Regions from separate parts of the Homo sapiens genome. Here region 1 is linked to region 2. A link is an interaction called in ENCODE POLR2A ChIA-PET data of the cell type or tissue named here. Cell type or tissue: Panc1. All regions are shown on one strand. Region 1 overlaps DOCK10 (dedicator of cytokinesis 10). Region 2 overlaps CCDC195 (coiled-coil domain containing 195).

Region 1 (5,000 bases), 62 kb before region 2:
ATATAAATAAAATGAAAAATAAAAGAAGTTTGCATTCCAGACAAAGGCGATTGAACATTCATTACAGAGAAGAGAGAAAATAAAAGACTAAATAACATGCCACAGCCAGGCACATCTGGAAGAGCCTCACCTACTTGGTATGCTGGCTCTAATTCCACCCCTACAGACCTGGCTGCTCAGCTGCAGTCCAGCCTTTACTCTCTCTGTGATCCTGCCCAGCTCTGAAATGATGTGACTGCCCATTTTTCTCCAAGGGGAGAGGCACAGCCTCCTCTGGATGCAAGCTGAGGGAATGGGAGCTTCCCGCTTTCAGAGCGCTCCAGGGCACACCACTCACTTTGCCCATAATCTGTTAACACAGGTAAACCCCAAGGATTTGGACCCCAAATATGCCTACATCCAGGTGACCTATGTGACGCCGTTCTTTGAGGAAAAGGAAATCGAAGACCGGAAGACAGATTTCGAAATGCACCACAACATCAACCGCTTTGTCTTCGAGACACCCTTCACGCTGTCGGGCAAGAAGCACGGTGGGGTGGCGGAGCAGTGCAAGCGGCGGACGATCCTGACAAGTAGGTGCAGGTAGCCGGGCCACACATGTGGCACCTGTTCCAGCACAGGCCCCTTTATAGGGCTGGATCAGTAGGAATCAAGAGTTATTTCAGTCCTGCAGAGAAGTACCCAACATGTGCTAACTGGGAAATGTTTGCCAAGAAGAGATTTCCATCTCTTTATTCTCCATTAACAGAAGTCAACCAGAGGAGAAATTGTCAAAAGAGTTGCTTTGCATACCTATTCCCTTAAGGTTGTAAGTGTGAAGGGTGATGGGGTCAGTGCCTTGGGAAAGGCACAAGGCACTCTGAACTTTCCTCTCTGAGTCTACCTTCAATTGTTTCAGGGTTAACAGCTCTTATCGTGTGCTTTGGGGAAAGATTCTAAACCACTCTGGGATTCATATTCTTCATCTGTAAAACGAATGCAGATGTCGGTCTCCAATATCCCTCGATGTGCTCTCTAGATCTATGCTGTGAGCTAGTCATCCTTTCATTTCCTCAACACACTTTTAGTGAGGCCCTGCTAGGGGCTGGGCACTGTTCTGGGTACTGGTAATGCAAATGAAACATGATTCTTGCCCTCAAGGTGCTCACAGTCTGGTAGGAGAAAGAGCCAAGTAAGGCAAGAATTTCAGATGAGCGGAGCAGGAGAAATGAAACAAGAGCACCCAGTGGGGGCTCCTAAGGCTGGCTGCAGGGGAGGTGAGCAAGGGCATTCTGGAGGAAATGATCAGTAACCCGCTTTGAGAGCTGGGCCATCCTGGAATAGGCTACAGCCTATCAGTAGCACTGATGTCTAAACTGTGACAAGCGTCTGCCTTCAGTAAATGTATCCAAAACTTTTGAAATAAAAAAGCCACAACAAAGCTATATCAATATATACTACTTGGTATATATTTAGGCATTCTGTATTGTGGGTTAGTGTAGTTTTTATTTGAATTACAAGTTGCTGTGGAAGCTTTAATCTTTTCAGTGTTTAGAAATTCTAAAGGCTGGCCGGGTGCGGTGGCTCACGCCTGTAATCCCAGCACATGGGAGGCAGAGGCGGGCGGATCATGAGGTCAAGAGATCAAGACCATCCTGGCCAACATGGTGAAACCCCGTCTCTACTAAAAATACAAAAATTAGCTGAGCATGGTGGCGCACACCTGTAGTCCCAGCTACTCGAGAGGCTGAGGCAGGAGAATCACTTGAACCCAGAAGGCGGAGACTGCAGTGAGCCGAGATCGCGCCACTGCACTCCAGCCTGGCTACAGAGCGAGACTCATCTCAAAAAAAAAAAAAGATAGAAAGAAAAAAGAAAAAAATTCTAAAGGCCTAAAACAGCCCTGAGAATGAGGGCCTGTTAGCAGTGAAGGCAGAAGGGCACACAGGTCAAAGGAGCTTGGGCACAAGCTAAGAGGTATTAGAGAGGATGGCACCTAGCAGAAAAAGTAACTCCCATGCATGAAAAGCATGCAGAATGGAAGGTGCCATGTGCCGTGAAATGATACATGATCCTCTGGTCCTTCAGGGAAACCCTTGACTCTTCACTAATCCTCAACCTTGAAATCCCTTTGTATGGCTTTTGTACAGCGAGTCACCTGTTCCCCTACGTGAAGAAGAGAATACAAGTAATTAGCCAATCGAGCACAGAACTGAATCCAATTGAAGTGGCAATTGACGAGATGTCCAAGAAGGTTTCTGAGCTTAATCAGCTTTGCACAATGGAAGAAGTGGACATGATCAGACTGCAGCTCAAACTGCAAGGAAGTGTCAGCGTGAAGGTGAGTAAGCATTGCCCAGGGCTGAGATGCACATGGCCAATGAAACCAGGTGTAAAATGCCCTGAGAACTTTGTTTACAAAGAATATAAGAAACATTTTCCCTTTTGTGAGAATAGAACACCTTTATCTGGGTCTTTAAAATGGCTTCTAGTTGTCAATGTGCATTAATGTTACTCAACACCTGTAGATAGGCCTTTCTTAAGTTTAGCTGAAATAAAATGTATTCTTCCTCCACCTTGCTATCCCATCTTCTATGGATAACTGTGTTCTATATCTGTATACTAACAAATGAATTAACTAATGAAGAAACACCACATTCTTGTACATATCTGTCATTAAGAGCCTTAAAAAATTGTTTTGAAACAAATCCAAAAAAGAATGATTACTAGTTCATAAAAGGTGCATGCATGTTTATCTGTCTGGCAGAGTTGTGACAGGAAGCAGATGGCATGCTCAGTGAGTGATTGAGGAGGATAGAGTAAATAAACTGTTCCCAAAAGTGTGTGCAGCATTTGGGAAAGCCAGAAAGGGCTGGCACAGGGGCTGGCAGCACTCAGGCGGTGTGACCACCCTAGACCTGAAGATGCAAGGAGAGGAGGGTTAGTGGAAGCAGACAGGGGAGCTGAGAGGTCCATCTGATGACAGACAAGTAGACAGGAGTGACTTCAGCTAGCGATAGGGAGGCTTCTGCAAGGAGGACGCCCTGGGGCTTAGTACTCTGACCAGGGCCAGGCAGGTGAGGTGAGTAAGGCACTCACCTTGGGCACAAAATTAAAGGGAGCTCCAAGCAACTCAGGAATAAGGCATTAATTTTTATTTATTATATTAATAAATTGATGCTAAGTATTTGTAAGGAATAAAGTATTAAATTTTAAAATAAAGGAAGATCAGTAGTGGCACCCTGCACAGCTATATTGGACCCTAAAAGCCAAAGAAGTCCAGATGCAGTGGCTCATGCCTGTAATCCCAACACTTTGGGAGGCCGAGATGGATGGATCACTTGAAGTCAAGAGTTCGAGACCAGCCTGGCCAACAAGGTGAAACCCCACCTCTACTAAAAATACAAAAATTAGCCGGGCATGGTGGCACACGCCTGTAATCCCAGCTAGTTGGGAGGCTGAGGCAGGATAATTGCTTGAACCTGGGAGGTGGAGGTTGCAGTGAGCTGAGATCATGCCATTGCACTCCAGCATCAGTGACAGAGCAAGACTCCATCTCAAAAAATAAAAAAAAAAAAAAGCCAAAGAAAAAATTAATGCTACTGATCCTGACACTGACCACACTCTCCCGTTCCCTACCTCCCTTGTCTGTGTCCCCCATGGGCTGAGAAGGCCAGAAAGCAAGAGAGCCATTGTCCTATCCCATACAAGATGACTTCCCTAGGCACATAGCTGAGTGAAGGGAAGTGGAGATTTGATCTGGAGAAGCAAAAGATGGTACACCCAGTACCAGTGACTGCATCTGCCACACTGGCCATGCCTGCTGGTCACAGGCCCCTGAAGTCAGCTTCCTTCTTCTTTTACCTTTTTCCTTCCCAAGCCTGACAGCCACATTAAAGGCTTCTATGCACTAAGGGATATGAACTCCTGCACAAGTGAGGCCATCCATGGGCATGAGCATGAATTGAACCCAGCACTGTGCATTCATTCAGCAAATCTGATAAATGCCTCCTTGAGCCAGAATCTAAGCCAGACCATCAAATGGAACCCAGTGAAACACTGATTCTAGGGCAGTGCCCACACCACTACCACTGTGGATTATCCCTTCATAATAGTATGTGTTTATTTGAGTGTTAATAGAAAAGAAAAACTAGCACTTCAAACATTTGATTTCACAAATGTTAAATTTAAATAAATATATTGGAATTAATAGAAGTGAGTCTAGTTTTAAAAGCTGTTAAGAAAACAGCAGATTCCGTGGGTGGTTCATGCCTGTAATCCCAGCACTTCGGGAGGCCAAGACAGATGGATTGCTTGAGGCCAAGAGTTCCAGACTAGCCGGGACAATGTAGTGAGACCGCCCCCCTTCCCCCGTCTCTACAAAAACTTTCTTTAAAAAATTAGCCAGGCATGGTAGTAAACACCTGTGGTCCCAGCTACTTGAGAGGCTGAGGCGAGAGGATTACTTGAGCCCAATAGTTTGAAGCTGCAGTGATCATGCCACTGCACTCTAGCCTGGGCAACAGAGTGAGACCCTGTCTCTAACAAAGAAAAAAAGAAAGAAAAAAATAGTAGTTCAAGCAACGTACAGATATGACAAAAAAAAAAAATGTGAAGGGGTTGGCAAAGGACTGAAATTTGGGAAGTTTGTTAGTGAAAGGTGGAGCTCAGACTCATGCTCTATTGACAAGTTGGAGGACAGCAGCTAAGTCAGGTATACAAATGAGTGGACTAGAAGGCAGGGTGTGAGATGGGGGTACCACACCATTGGTGCACAGTTGCTCCTCTTCCAGCGGTGGAAAAGACTCCATGCAGAAGGTAGATCATCCTTCACCAATTTTCTTCTCAACAGGTTAATGCTGGGCCAATGGCCTATGCACGAGCTTTTCTTGAAGAAACCAATGCAAAGAAGTACCCTGACAACCAAGTAAAGCTTTTGAAGGAGATCTTCAGGTAAGCTTCTCGCTGTTGGGATGTTCTTCCTTGAACTTCCTGAGACAGGGAGTCCTCAATCCCCCAAG
Region 2 (5,000 bases):
TGGGCTAAATGTCTTCCAAGTCCTATTCCAACTGCAAAATCCTGTGATTCTATGAATACAGAGTGATGTAGAGCTTTTTATGATCACTCTCTTCATCTGTAAAATGGAGGTAATGATGGAATCTACCTCACAGGGCTGTTGAGAGGAGTAAAGATAGTGTAAGTAAGATTCAATGTAAATTACTAAGTAATAGTTGTCATAATATCATTGGACATGTCAGAAAAATATTATTATTTGACTTGAGCATAAGTTTTTATCAGTAGTTTTAATAGTAATTGCCAACATCAATTGAAATTCATACTTACAATTAATTGAATCATAGAAATCTGTTACTAGAAAGGAACGTTAGAGGCCAGGCACAGTGGCTCACTCCTGAAATCTCAGCACTTTGGGAGGCCAAGGTGGGTGGATCACGAGGTCAGGAGATCGAGACCATCCTGGCTAACATGGTGAAACCCCGTCTCTACTAAAAATACAAAAATTAGCTGGGCGTGGTGGCACGTGCCTGTAGTCCTAGCTACTCGGGAGGTTGAGGCAGGAGAACCGCTTGAACCCGGGAGGCGGAAGTTGCAGTGAGCTGAGATTGCACCACTGCACTCTGGCCTGGGCAACAGTGCAAGACTCCATCAAAAAGGAAGGAGGGAAGGAAGGAAGGAAGGAAGGGAGGGAGGGAAGAGATCATCCAGTAGAAATTTCCTTATTTGCAGTTGAAAATATAAGCCTCATAGAGATTATCTTACCCAACTTCTCCAATCCTTTTTTGGAAACAAAAATACATAAACCTATTCTTTCAGAAAGAATAATGTGAAATCAGAAATATGAGTCTCACTTTAAGAAAGGGAATAATTAAAGAGGACCTGGAAGTGGATCACTTAGAGCTAAAAGTTCCTCCGTGTGTTCCTTGGTATGTGTGGTGAGATAAAGTGAGGCTCTCTGTGAATGGAGAACCCTACTTCCCCTGAAGTCACCCGAGGACGCAGAGCTACGCTACAGCCCAGACACAGCTGTGTGGTGATAAAATATACTGAGAATGCAGAGTGCCTGCTCGGAATGAATCCTTGCTGGGTAAATGCTCATGGAAACATCTGTAATAGTGCACAAATATTTGGTAGATATGAAATCTAGCCAGTGCTTTCAGAGATGTTTCCCGGCCCCTCTTGCCCTGTGGAACCTTGAAGCAATTTGCCGCTGTAAAGATAAAAGAAACAACCCTTTACAGCATTGCTGGACCTCTGATTCTCTGCTCACATCCTTTGCTGGCAAATAAACTGCATTTGGCTGTGATCTTTGAAAATGTTCTAATGAGCCTGTGATGCTGTGTTGAATATCTTTTTTGTTAATAAGAAACTGAAGGACACAGACCCTTTGTGACCCATGGAGATGAACAATAAGCCTATATGCTAATCACTCCCAAATTAACTGTAGGTCCCAAGTAAAAACAAACGTAATTTTGCTATCATCAGCATAATTTCCTGTTGTGTTTTCCTACGATTCAGTATCAAGGGATTGTTTTATAATCCTTCTAAACAAAAACGTTTATGTTTGTAAGTAGTCACAGATCTGTTTTTAGATAATTATGGAAGTTACATATCATGACCAAGGGGAGCATTTAAAGATAATTTATGAATAATATTTGTAGTTAATCACTTCAAACAGATTTGAACTTAAACTCTCCCTAGACCTCTCCTACAATTCAGTCTTCTGTTCTACAAAAAGCCGAAACAGCCTCCACCTTTTGAAATAACCATAATGATTTTCTGTCTGCTTTTTCCAGAAGCAGTCAGCAAACATAAATAAAAAATAATTGTGCTTCTGGCACTCTCAAAGCCTACCCATAATGCAGTGGTTTTTTTACGCTTTCATGCTCGTTCATGGCAAAGCTGCAGTAAGAAAGAATGAAGATTCCACAATCACTCATAAAGTGCTCCAGAAAATGAAAACCAACCCATGAGATCAGTGTTGTAAGCCACATGGACAACACTGGACATGCAAGTAGATGTTGGATAATCACCAGACCTCCAAGTAGAGGTTAAATGACCAGCTCCAGATCACAGAGTTAATGCAGTGTAAGAGCTGGCGTTCAGACATACCAAGAGCCTCTAAAATAAAGCCCTTTTAATCAACATGTTTTCATTATTAAAAAAAAAAAAAAAAACAGGGAAGATTTGATTTACCTCAAGGAAAGAGTTTATTGGGAGACTCTATGAATAGAAACTGAATTGGAAGTCCCTGGAAACTAAAGCCACAAATCTCTCCATCTCTTTCAGGGGCTCTCCAATTTCCCACACCATGCATCTTTGCTCTTTGCCATGTGTCTCCTTTGCGTTTGTCTCTCACTCAATAGACATCCTCTTAACGACTGTCCCAACTAAGGCCAAGACATGCAATCATAGGCCAGTTAGCAACAACCTGTTAAATTCCTGTGGCCATTCAGGTGATCAGACACTGTGGATAAGCCTGTTCTTCTAGAATCAGGAGTAAGAAGGCCATCAAGAATTGGCATGTCTGGGAGATTCATGTTCTCCCAATTTTAAGGTCTATTTTTATTATCTATGTATGTCAAGCCCCTGTTCTAATGCTGTATTCTCAGAAAGGTCTTCCCTGGCCACACAATTGAAATAGCCTCCGAACACCTTCCTGCATCTGTCTCTATCCCCTTGTCCTCATCAGCCTTATTTGCCTTCCTAGAATGTATTACTATGTGAATTCTATCATCTATTGTTTACTGTCTGTCTTCCACATAAGAAGGTGAACTCTGGAATTTTATGTTGTTCTCTACCACATTCCCATCTTTTAAAAAAGATCCTGGCATATGGTTGGCACTCAATTAATATTTGTAAAATAAATCAATGAATGCTTTTTGTTTATTTGATTGTTTGAGACGAAGTTTCCCTCTTGTCACCCAGGCTGGAGTGCAGTGGCATGATCTTGGCTCACTGCAACCTCTGCCTCCCGGATTCAAGCAATTCTCCTGCCTCAACCTCCTGAGTAGCTGGGACTACAGGTGCCCGCCACCACGCCTGGCTAATTTCTGTATTTTTAGTAGATACAGGGTTTCATATTGGCCAGGATGGTCACCATCGCCTGACCTTGTGATCCACCCACCTTGGCCTCCCAAAGTGCTGGGATTACAGGTGTGAGCCACCGCGCCAGGCCAAATGGATATCTTTTATGCCAAAAAAGTAATGAGAAACAATAGTTCTGTCTAGTTAGTTTCAATAAAATTCTATCATTTTTCATTTGTGAGTGTCATTAGGGTAGAATTTTTTTAAGTTGGATTTTGTGTCTTTTGTACAGGCAATGTCATGATTGTTAGACGCTATTCCATTTCATCATCAGTTTGCTCATCTGCTGTAAATGATCCCTGGAAATCTGGGAAAAGTCACCCAAAGAGCGGAATTCTAGAAGGTCAGAGAACACTGAAGTCATTGGCATGTTCTCCAATTAAGAAGCAAGACATGGAAGAAAAGGTGTTTGCCACAGATTCTCTCACCAGCAATAGGACCAGCCAAAGAGCTTCTCCTGAGCATGTTTGTGGTTGCAGGTAATGTAAAATACACTTCAAGCTGGTGAATAGGCCCATACTGAGATGGTTACTGAGACTTTCCCCTGGATAAATGAAGTCTTATCTAGTGGAGGAAACAAAACCAAATAGCATATAAATAATTTCCATATTACCTATGTCAATTTTGGGAATTTAAAGTAACAAATTTATTTGAGGTTAAATGGCACCCTCTAATAGATGCCTCTAACAACTGGACAACTTAGTACTCATTTATTCATTAAGCATTAGTGATCATATTCTAAGCCAGGCACTGGTGATACAAGATTCAGCAAAAGTAAGCCATTACATTCAAAACTCTCATTAAGTGACAAAGGCACACAAGTAAACTATCTACTGCAATAAAGTGCATCTCAGGGAGTAGGCACAGTTACTTTAAGAGCTGAATGCAGAACACCTCTCAGAGAACAGCTGTTCTGGTGGAGGCAGGTGCCTTAGTGGGCGTTAGGGGAAATTGTTTTAAAAAATTATTTAGGCATAACTCATAAGGGCCAAGAGACAAAGAGAAAACCAATTTGCTCTCCAAAATATGTGAATTGGTATTTAGAGAGCTGGAACAGCCTGAGAATGGGAGGGATGTGAGACAACAGTCAAGAAAGCACTTTGGGATGCCGAGGCGGGCTGGATCACTTGAGGTCAGGAGTTCAAGGCCAGCCTGGCCAACATAGCAAAACCCTGTCTCTACTAAAAATACAAAAATTAGCCAGGCATGGTGGCCTGCGCCTGTAGCCTCAGCTACTTGGGAGTCTGAGGCAGGAGAATCACTTGAACCTGGGAGGCAGAGGTTGCAGTGAGCCGAGATAGTACCACTGCACTCCAGCCTGGGGGACAGAGTGAGACTCCATCTCAAAAAAAAAAAAAAAAAAAAGACAAAAGAAAGGAAAAGAAAGAAAAGAAAAAGAAAAAGAAGCCAGGGTCTGTTAGAGGAAACTTGGCCAGTGGCTCCTGAAGTGGTAGAGTCAAGTCCTCTAACATCAAGCCTAATTTATCTGCACAACTGTGCAGGAGCATGCACTGCCCCCTCTCTCCCACACTCTGCATCCCTACCTTCCAACTCCCAATGAGGCCCTAACTCTTCAGCAAGATCTCTACTTGTCTTTGTCTTGTGTGAGTAGAAGGAGGAAAATCAAGAGGAGGGGACCTGGGTCTCATGATTATTAGCTTATCACGGGAAAGAGAAAATGCAAAAAATATGATTGTTGAGAGACCCAGAGCACCATCGAACTCAGCAGTGGCAGGAAAGCAAATCAAGAGATAACCATAAGCAAGAGGCCTGTAGGAATTCTCATAAATATTGGAAAGGGCACTGGACTTCCCACAGGATGTGGGATACAAAGGTTGAATCAGCTTTATTTGGATTTCCAAAGACAGGATGAAAATTGTGTTTCCCTTGCAGAAGGTTCTATCATAGGAGCAGGGAGATTAACTGGAGTCACCA

The links. Peaks named below come from ENCODE experiments on the same cell type or tissue, not always from the same donor. Only the 100,000 strongest peaks of a DNase experiment are listed, where the experiment ranks them.
Region 1: POLR2A ChIA-PET joins it to region 2 with 6 read pairs; 1 of 35 experiments calls an interaction of 5 or more read pairs at or near these places.

What each region holds. Positions count from the first base shown.
Region 1 is chr2:224,770,477-224,775,476 of GRCh38, reverse strand. DOCK10 (dedicator of cytokinesis 10) reads left to right here. Exons shown (of 56, transcript NM_014689.3): 52 at 362-572; 53 at 2,130-2,320; 54 at 4,832-4,932. Among named protein-coding and RNA genes, the nearest start is that of CCDC195, 57 kb to the right of the region's middle. In Panc1, no CTCF peak of the experiment used is centred here; no DNase peak of the experiment used is centred here; H3K27ac peaks cover 2,221 bases.
Region 2 is chr2:224,708,517-224,713,516 of GRCh38, reverse strand. It overlaps CCDC195 (coiled-coil domain containing 195), which reads left to right. Exons shown (of 3, transcript NM_001395236.1): 2 at 3,298-3,544. The region is part of intron 2 of LOC105373910 (a long non-coding RNA gene); the gene reads right to left. Among named protein-coding and RNA genes, the nearest start is that of CCDC195, 5.3 kb to the left of the region's middle. In Panc1, no CTCF peak of the experiment used is centred here; no DNase peak of the experiment used is centred here; H3K27ac peaks cover 1,150 bases.